2 separate regions of the Homo sapiens genome follow, and region 2 is linked to region 1. The links are chromatin loops, found by intact Hi-C in ENCODE. Cell type or tissue: heart right ventricle. All regions are shown on one strand. Each heading gives the region's core, and the rest is flanking DNA. Links, peaks and the distances in the headings are about the cores only.

Region 1 (4,390 bases), core at 281-4,280:
AAGACCACACTGTCTATCTGAGAATATTGACTCAGATTGATCAAGAAGACATTCTAATAAAAGTGCCTTTGGGTATCTGTGTAAAAGAGATCATATGACTTGGAAAGGAAAGAAAATTAGATTACCCTCAGACTTTTCCACAGCAATGCTTTACACCAGAAGTAAATGGAGTGACATACATAAGATGCTCAGGGAAAGGAAGCAGGATCCTAGGATTTTGTACCCAGCCAAGTTTATTTTCAAGTACATGGGACACAAACTGATAAACATGAAAGAACTCAGCAGTTTTCCCCCTGAGCCCTTCCTGAAGAATCTGCTAAGAATGACCTACTGACAATCAAAAATGACGTGAGACACCTTGGCACGAGGATTGGTAGTGAGCATTCTCTATATACCCATAAAACCAGGACAAGGTGAGGGCTTCAGGAGAGAGAGTGCAATGCATAAGAGCGGTGTGCGCTGACAACACGGCATTGCAGACTTCCTACCTTAGGGGTACTGGGCTCTTGCACAGCTGGGAGCTTCTTCCTGATCACATAAACTCAGGGGGCTTGGGAATGCCCCCCTGCCTCTGGAAAGCACACTGCTCTCAGCACCCAGATAAGTCATGCCTCGTCATCTTGTCTAAGAAGAGCATTAACGAGATGAGGACCCAGGCACCCTCACTCACCCTTGGGTTCCCTGGTTTTGAATTTATTATCTTGGTTCCTTTTTAACACCTTGACAACAGAGGCATGGCCCAGAGGGTTCCTCTGTTGCCTATTCCGTTGCTCCAGAGGCCAGCACTGCAAAGCCTGAGTGCCCAGAGCCGTTTATTTCTCCTGCTTCTAGAAGATGAGAGAGGGTGGATGTGGGCTGTTCCTCCCCAGCCCTTCATCCAGGCAGGGCAGGAGCAGGGATCCCCGGACGCAGAATGTGGTTGCCCGGATGGATGTCTCCACCAGGCCAGGAATGCTCTGCACAGATCCAGCGTGCTCAGCCGCTGGACACGAAGTTGCTTTTTTTAGTCTTGAGATTTGTAATCCCACTCTGTCCTCAACACCATTGAACTCCCAACAGTCATTAGAATCTCAACAGTCATTAGAATCACAGCAGATAAGAGCTACAGGAGACAAGGGGAGGAACAGAGCCAGAGGATGCAAAGCCTGCACTGCAGAGCTGGGGACAACACCTTCCTCCAGGCCCAGCCCTCGGCTCCCACCAGCCCACCCCCACCACCCACCCCACTGCTTGCTGCACCCCTGCATGGCCACCCTGCTCCAGAACTGGCCCTGTGCCCAGCAGCAAGCACCTGCCACAATCTCAGGTGTGCAAGAAATAGCAAGTTCCTTATTTTCTTTATATCACTTTAATTTGGCTTCACAACCCCTATACTACCAAGGTGATTTAAACTCAGTCCTTCTTGCCAGTCCCCACCCCTGCCCTAGGTATCCTCAAGGCCCCCAGTTCCCAGGAAGCACCAGGGTGCTGCAGAGAAATTCTGGGGGCCGGTGCCCATGAAGGCCCCCCAGACCTCCAGGGCCTGGGGCTGGATGCCCGCTGCTCAGGGACCACTGACCGGTCTCTCCTCCCAGGCTCAAGGAATCTCTCCTTCCTCTCGTCTTTCTGAGGCTGCCTCCCTCCAAGATGCCAGGCCTTTACTTACTCTTTCTGTGCCTCAGTTTCCACTACTATGGGATGAGGTAATTACAGCAAATGCCTCACTAAATCGCTGTAAACATTAAGCAAGTGGCTGGATGGAGCACCCCAGGCTGCACCTGCACGGCATTCAGCTGCCCCTGGCGTGTGGCTGGCGATCTTCGGTGATGCTTGGTGTAAAACCATCACCTCCCTCTCTGCTTTTATCTTCACGTGGTGTTCTGCCTCTGTGCATGTCTGTCTCTGTGTCCAAATTTCTCCTTTTTTATAAGGACACCAGTCCTGTTGGATTTAGGGTCCACTCTAATGACCTCATCTTAATGAAATCTATCTGCGACAACCCTATTTCCAAATAAGGTCGCGTTCTGAGATGCTGGGGATTAGGACTTCCACTTAGAATTGCAAGGGGATTCGATTCCACCTGTCGTGCAGCCGCTGTTTGGTTTTCTGCCCTCTTGATCTGGGTTTCCTGGCATTTTCACGCCCTCTATCCTAAATGCCTTTTCGTCTGCCACTTTCTTCTTCCCTCCCCTGTGGAAGATCTGATGTCTGTGCCGGGAATGCTGGACTTTCCGAGCTCCGAATGCACGGATGGGAAGGGGCATGGCTTCTGTGTGGGGCCACTGCAAACACAGGAATGTGCTTTCAGTGCGAGTCTCAGACCTTGGCAGGCAGCCGGGGCTACTTGTGTCCTTGCCTCTGTTAGAACCAACACCCACTAATTCAACTGAATATAATTTGTTTAAACAAGATCTGTTATGTTCTAGAAAATATGGTGCATCTGGAGATTAATATGGGTTTAGATAAGCAGGAAAATTGGGGTCACTTTCCTGTCACCTTGAATGTCATGTTTACTGGCAATGAGCGCTGGATTTAACGGTTGTTACAGGATCTCTTTCTATTCTAGTGGAGGCTAAATTAACCACTCTTCTATTTATTACCTGCTCATTAAAAAGTGTGGTATCTGAAGCCATAATAGATGCTTTCATTATCACTCATTCTCCCAACCAATACCCATTGTCCTTGCCAAGGACGTTTTGTTCATGTGGAGGCTCTGAAAGGCTGCCCCCTGCCCCACAACAAAACAGCGGTCACTGTCTGAATTTTAACTCTGATTTTCTTAGCATTTGAAAATACTTAAAAGCTTGGGATACTTTCAGTGTTTCCTACACACATAAATGTGCATATTGTACTTGCTGTACACATGTAGCATCCGAAGCTCTGCAGGACCAGGACTCGCTATAGGAAGAAAGCATCAGGGAAAAAAATCCAGACATGGTGATTCGTTCATTGAATATTTTTACTCCAGATTCAGATACAGATCAAGAGAGAATCATATGAACCTATAAAGGTCCGTCCTCATGACAAATGGAGACAGCCAAACTAATTTTCTTGGTGACCTTATCTAAATTAGTTAGAAAATAACACTTCAGATTTATGACTAGTTACAATTAAGCCCTTTGATATCTTCTAATTAAACCTGTAAAGATTTATTTCTGCATTATTCCTTTGGTACTCTCTTAAAAATGATAAAAATGTAAATGAATATTACCCTCAAAAGGAGATGTTTCTATTTATCCTAAATTAGACTCATACCCTTCCTTTCAAATGACTGCATTTTACACTCAGATTTACACTGCTCCAATACAAATTCTACATCGATCTTAAATAACTTATTTATAAAGTTTGCACAAATGTTATACATAATCTATTGGAATATAAATAAAGCAGAGCCCCCTATATTTCAGCCTTTTTTGTGTGTCCTTCTTTTTAGCACTTTGTCCCATTTCACATAACTCTATATTCAAATGTTGTTTTAGAAAGTATTAGGAGGCTAATATAATAGTCAACATCATTCCCAGTTTACTCTAGCTAGTAGAGCAGGGCTTTCTTGCCTGGATAGCTTTTCTTCAAACCTTTATCTGAGAAAAGATGTGTTCTTCATAATGACTCTCCTAATAGGATTCTCTTTGCTCTGAAATGTTCAATTTGTATTCTCCGATCGTTTTGCAGATGCCAAAATTATGCAGCTCAGACCAGCGCTGTTTTCCATTTATTGTTCCTCTGTTTCTTTTCTCTCCAGGTGAGTACAGCTACCTGGGGACTACTCTTCGCCAGGTGTCCATAGAACCCATGCCCTCCCTCCTGGATGTCAGACAGCTCATCACATTGTACGGAATCTGGCCATTAGGTAAAGACTCGGCGTGCGCGGATGTGCCTTTTCCAAAGCAGCTTGCACCGCTTGCTGGTTTGGACAGTGTGTTCCTGTTTGTCATCAAAAGTACAGTGCTCCTTAACTTTTCCTACTGAGAATTCTGAGTGGGCACAGTTTCATTTTGATAGTGCACCCACCAGCACACAAAGTACTACCAGGGAGAGCACTTCTGCACCCTCTCTGCGTGCCTGCTTAGCAGTGCTGGGCTGAAGGACATACAGGCAATGAGCTGGGGAGATAATAGGCAAAGCAAGTACCTGCAATTACGATTAATCAAATTAGAGAACGGGCTAGGGCTACCACTTGCCTTTTACCCACAGGCTCCTATTACTAGGTCCTAAACAGAGGCAGCCTTTCAGGAGTCAGTGCAAGTGTGTTTCATGGATCTAAAGGATCACCTTTAAGGCCCTGCCAGTTTTCACCGACGTCTACTCTCACTGCTAAATGAGGTTCAATTGTGACTTTTTTCAGACAGACACACTAGAGCTCTGTGGTGTGCAGGCGATGCAGGAAAGATGGGCTCTCCACAGCACAGAT
Region 2 (4,390 bases), core at 202-4,201, 130 kb before region 1:
CTCCAAGACAGAAAACAATAGAATGTTTGTGTGTGGAAGGGAATGGCCCAGAATGATATAGGAGGAGGAGGGAGAAGTGGGTGACATCGTTGGTAGTGAGAGGACATGGGATCCAGGGGGTGCTGGCCTTAGGTAGAGGAACTCAGCACTTAACAATGGAACAGGTAGGAAGGCAGCATCAAGATGCTATTCAGTGGGTGGGTGCTCTGGAGGTGGCCTGGAACGATCATGGTAGATGGAAGATGATGGTGACTGAGGGGCAGTGGTGACAGCATCAGATGAAATGGGATTCAAAGCCTGGGAGTGTTGGGAGGAGGGAAGGCAAATGTCTGGAGGTGCAGTGAAGAGAAGGGGTCCCCTTGACCCAGCCCCACAGCCAGAGACAGAGGGCTCTGGGGGTAACAGGAGCCTCTACTGAGAGGGCTTCTGAGCAGAGACAGGCCTTCCGTAGAGCAAGAAGGCAGGGGGAGTATTTGGGGAAGAAGACAGCAAACTAGTTAAGATTGGAAGATTCAGAAGGTTTTATCTTGTGCAAAATAACTTGAAAAGAATTCCCATTGTGCAATATTTTGAGTTCCCACGGAAGTGCATATATTCAAGTGAATATTCAAGTGTTTCCCTCCCCTACCCACTCCGTTATAGGAAAACTGCCAAGCTGTAGAAATAACAGTCTGGTCTTTTTAACTGTCATATTCAGTCTTCATCCACAAGCCTCCTGACTTCAAAATCTGTCATATCTCTAAGTCATATGCTCAAGTCTGAAACCAATCATATACTTTCAAAAACTGTTAAGTAGTCTCATGGATAAAATATTACCTTCTGTTTGCAAAGTGCATTTAAAATTCCAGGAACACTTTCACACCTGTTGTTCCATCTGTATTAGTCTGTTCTCACACTGCTAATAAAGACATACCCGAGACTGGGTGATTTATAAAGGAAAGAGGTTTAATTGACTAACAGTTCTGCAGGACTGGGAAGTCCTTAGGAAACTTACAATCATGACAGCAGGTGAAGTCAAACATGCCCTTCTTCACATGGCGGCAGCAAGGAAAATTGCAGAGCAAAGTGGGGAGAAAAGCCCCTGATAAAATCGTCCGATCTCGTGAGAACTCACTATCATGAGAACAGCATGGAGGTAACTGTCCCCATGATTCAGTTACCTCCCACTGGGTCCCTCTTACAACACGTGGGGATTATGGAACTAAAATTTAAGATGAGATTTGGGTCGGGACACAGCCAAACCACATCACCATCCCACAGTAGTCCCTGGAGGTGTCCAGAGTTGGTCTCATCATCCAGGTTTGCCAGTGAAGGAGGCGTAAGCATGAAGAGATTGAGTGACCTCCAGGGATGAGCTGCTCAGGACACTGGTTTCTATTTTAAATGTAGAGCACTTTTACCTTTGAAAACCACCTTGCCCTACCCAGGGAAAATAAAGACATATTTCCACGCAGAAACTCGCACAGGAATGCTTCTAGCAGCATTACTCACAGCAGCAAAGAAGGCGGAAACAACCCAAGTGTCAATGGGCTGGCGAATGGATAAACAAAATGTGGTGTATCTGTACAAAGGAAACTTAGCAATAGAAAGAAATGAAGTACAAAGTATGCGACAGTGTGGATGAATTTTGAGGACACCGCACCGAGGGAAAGGAGCTCAGCACTGAACGCCCCCCCCCACCGCCGTGTAATTTCACTTCTGTGAAGTGTCCAGAATAGGCAAAAAGAGATGGAAATTAGGTTAGGGGTTGCCAAGGGCAGGGAGGAGTGGGGAATGGGGAGTGACTGCTTCACGGGTGTGGGTTTCTTTCCCAGTGATGAAAATGTTCTGGAGTTAGATAATGGTGGTAGTTGCACAACTATGCTGAAAACCACTGAATTGTACACTTGAAAAGAGTGAATTCTATGCTGTGTGAATTCTCTCTCATCAATGCTCTTATGAAAAATCATCTTGCCGCCTCTCTTGTCTCATTTGACCTTCATGGCTGGGCTCAAGCAGAAAGAGGCTTGAGGCTGCAGGGCGAGGAGGTGGGGCGCAAGGCCAGATGGGCTGAGCGCAAAGTGGGGGCTCCCCAGGCTGGCGTGGCCGAGGCATGGTGCCCAGGTCCCTGGCGGTCCAGTGTGGGAGGGGGTGTGGTCACGTGGAGAGGCATCAGGACAGCTGGGGAGCAGGAAGCCAGAGACAGTCTCGAGGGAAGAGGGTCTGGTGGAAGGAGATGACGCCGTCTCTCAGCGCTGAGGAAAACAGGTAATGATGCAGGGATCCGTGTGCTTTCAAAGCTGCTCATTTTCCTGTCAGCCGGGAATCTTTGCCTGGTCTCCCCCAGACAGGGATTCCCCAGACAGACTGCAGTTGGGGAAGAAAGAAATGGCAGGACCCGGAAGGCTCAAGCCACCAGGACTGTCTTTGACCAAAAATTCCAGTTATGGGTCAGCTCCGTGAGGCCCTGGAAAAGTCCTGCTTCTCTGACCCAACTGAAGCCAATGAGGGCTCTGACCTGGAGCGACTGGGCTCCCCTGGATGGTTCTGCCCACAGCAGGTCTAGACATCCAGAAAATCTGGCTGTGCTCTGCCCCATCAGGTCGGCTGTGGTTTCCCCCTGGTGGAAGCAGGAGCCTCTTCAACCCGAGATCTCTTGCTGTTGTTGACTTTGGGTCTTTGTGGGGTTCAGATCACCCCACCTGAACTTCACGGAGGCAGCCTCTTCAGGGTATTGTACAAACTTAATGCTTGTTGGTGTGGCCAATGTTGGAAGTATAAGATGCCTTTTAACTTTTACTGTCTGTTCCACTCCCATATTTAAAAGTTATTACTAGATTTATTTATAGTCTTTAGTCTATTGTTACTGAATTCTTGGCCATATTAAATCTGTATGTATGTCTTGAAAGTCTTCTGTCTTTATAGCTTTTCTTTTCTTTTTTTTGAGATGGAGTCTCGCTCTGTTTCCCAGGCTGGAGTGCAGTGGTGCAATCTCGGCTCACTGCAACCTCCGCCTCCCGGGTTCAAGTGAGTCTCCCATCTCAGCCTCTTGAGTAGCTGGGATTACAGGCGCATGCCACCACACCCGGCTAATTTTTGTGATTTTAGTAGAGACAGGGTTTGTCTCTTTAGACAGGAGCAGATAGTGACTTCTGCTTGCACTGATCTGTACCTAGCATTCTAGAATTTCCTTTAGCTAGATTTCATGTGGCTTCCACCATGTGAATTCTTAAATATTTATTGTTCTTTATTGGTGCTGTGAATGGGTTTCTGCTTTCATTTTTTTTCTCTGCATTAAAGTATTGCAATTTTGCTGTATTTTTTTTTTTTTTTTTTTTTTTTTTTTTTTTGCTGGAGTGCAGTGGTGAGATCTCGGCTCACTGCAACCTCTGCCTCCACATTCAAGCAATTCTCCTGTCTCAGCCTCCCAAATAGCTGGGATTACAGGCGCCTGCCACCATGCCCAGCTAATTTTTGTATTTTTAGTAGAGGTGGGTTTTCACCATGTTAGCCAGGCTGGTCTGGAACTCCTGACCTCAAATGATCCACCCACCTCAGTCACCCAGTGCTGGGATTACAGGCGTGAGCCACCACGCCTGGCCCTTGCTGTACTAATTGATGTATTTTTGTTACTGATTTCCTTGGATTTTGCAGTCATGCCATTTATAAGCAGTGGTGTTAAAAAATGGTTTATATTAATTACTTACGTATCCCCTTGTCCTTTTTTACTGCTAATTTTGGGGGCATATTTCTAGCATTTCTCCACTGAAGGTCCATTGGGTCACTGGTTTTTGGCACTTTGAAGAAGTCGTCATTCTTTTTTTGTTGGTGTGTGGGGAGGGCATTTTTAATCAGGCCTGTGCTGCAAGTTACAATTTACTGAGCATCTTCTTGGCATCTATGAAACAAGCTGGGGTTTTGCTGGACTGTTGCTGTCTGGAGTTATGCTTTCCTCTGTGTTGAACTGAAAAGCACTCCTGCAGTCAACCCTCCTGGGTTAGAGGGAACAATTCTTTTGATCTGGAGCTGCAGTCTGTTTTCTAAGTGGAGTTTCAGATCCGAGTTCTAAACAAAATTAGCCTGTCATTTTCCTCTTGAATGTTGTCCTGGCAGGTTTGGGCCCCAAATCCTATTAAGCTCACAAAGCAACTTGAGCATGGTTCTGTTTTATGTCAACAGTTGTCACACCTGTTAGTATGTCTAGCCTGTATCCTCACTCAGGCCAGTGAGCGCCTTGGGTTTACTGTCCCTTCTCGGGCCCTAGAAGTCTGGACTTTGGAAAACTCACACCATGCTGATCCTCTGTTCTTGATCGTTGTCCACAGCCAAACCATTCCCTTGATCATCTCAATCATCTTTGCTTCTTCCAGCCCCTCCTGCTTGTCTATTTGAGGTGGGACAAGCAGAATGT

The links. Hi-C counts contacts between places; a loop is a spot of excess contacts. Peaks named below come from ENCODE experiments on the same cell type or tissue, not always from the same donor. Only the 100,000 strongest peaks of a DNase experiment are listed, where the experiment ranks them.
Region 2: it touches region 1 in a loop (2.2-fold over the local background); 41 of 110 quality-filtered maps call a loop at or near these places.

The regions. Positions count from the first base shown.
Region 1 is chr2:236,367,633-236,372,022 of GRCh38, reverse strand. It overlaps DRC11 (dynein regulatory complex subunit 11), which reads left to right. Exons shown (of 19, transcript NM_024726.5): 14 at 3,722-3,829. Among named protein-coding and RNA genes, the nearest start is that of IQCA1-AS1, 21 kb to the left of the region's middle. In heart right ventricle, for the core only: no CTCF peak of the experiment used is centred there; a DNase peak (open chromatin) is centred at 2,292; H3K27me3 peaks cover 887 bases.
Region 2 is chr2:236,501,488-236,505,877 of GRCh38, reverse strand. The region is part of intron 1 of DRC11 (dynein regulatory complex subunit 11); the gene reads left to right. Among named protein-coding and RNA genes, the nearest start is that of DRC11, 3.8 kb to the left of the region's middle. In heart right ventricle, for the core only: a CTCF peak has its summit at 2,611 (motif pointing left); no DNase peak of the experiment used is centred there.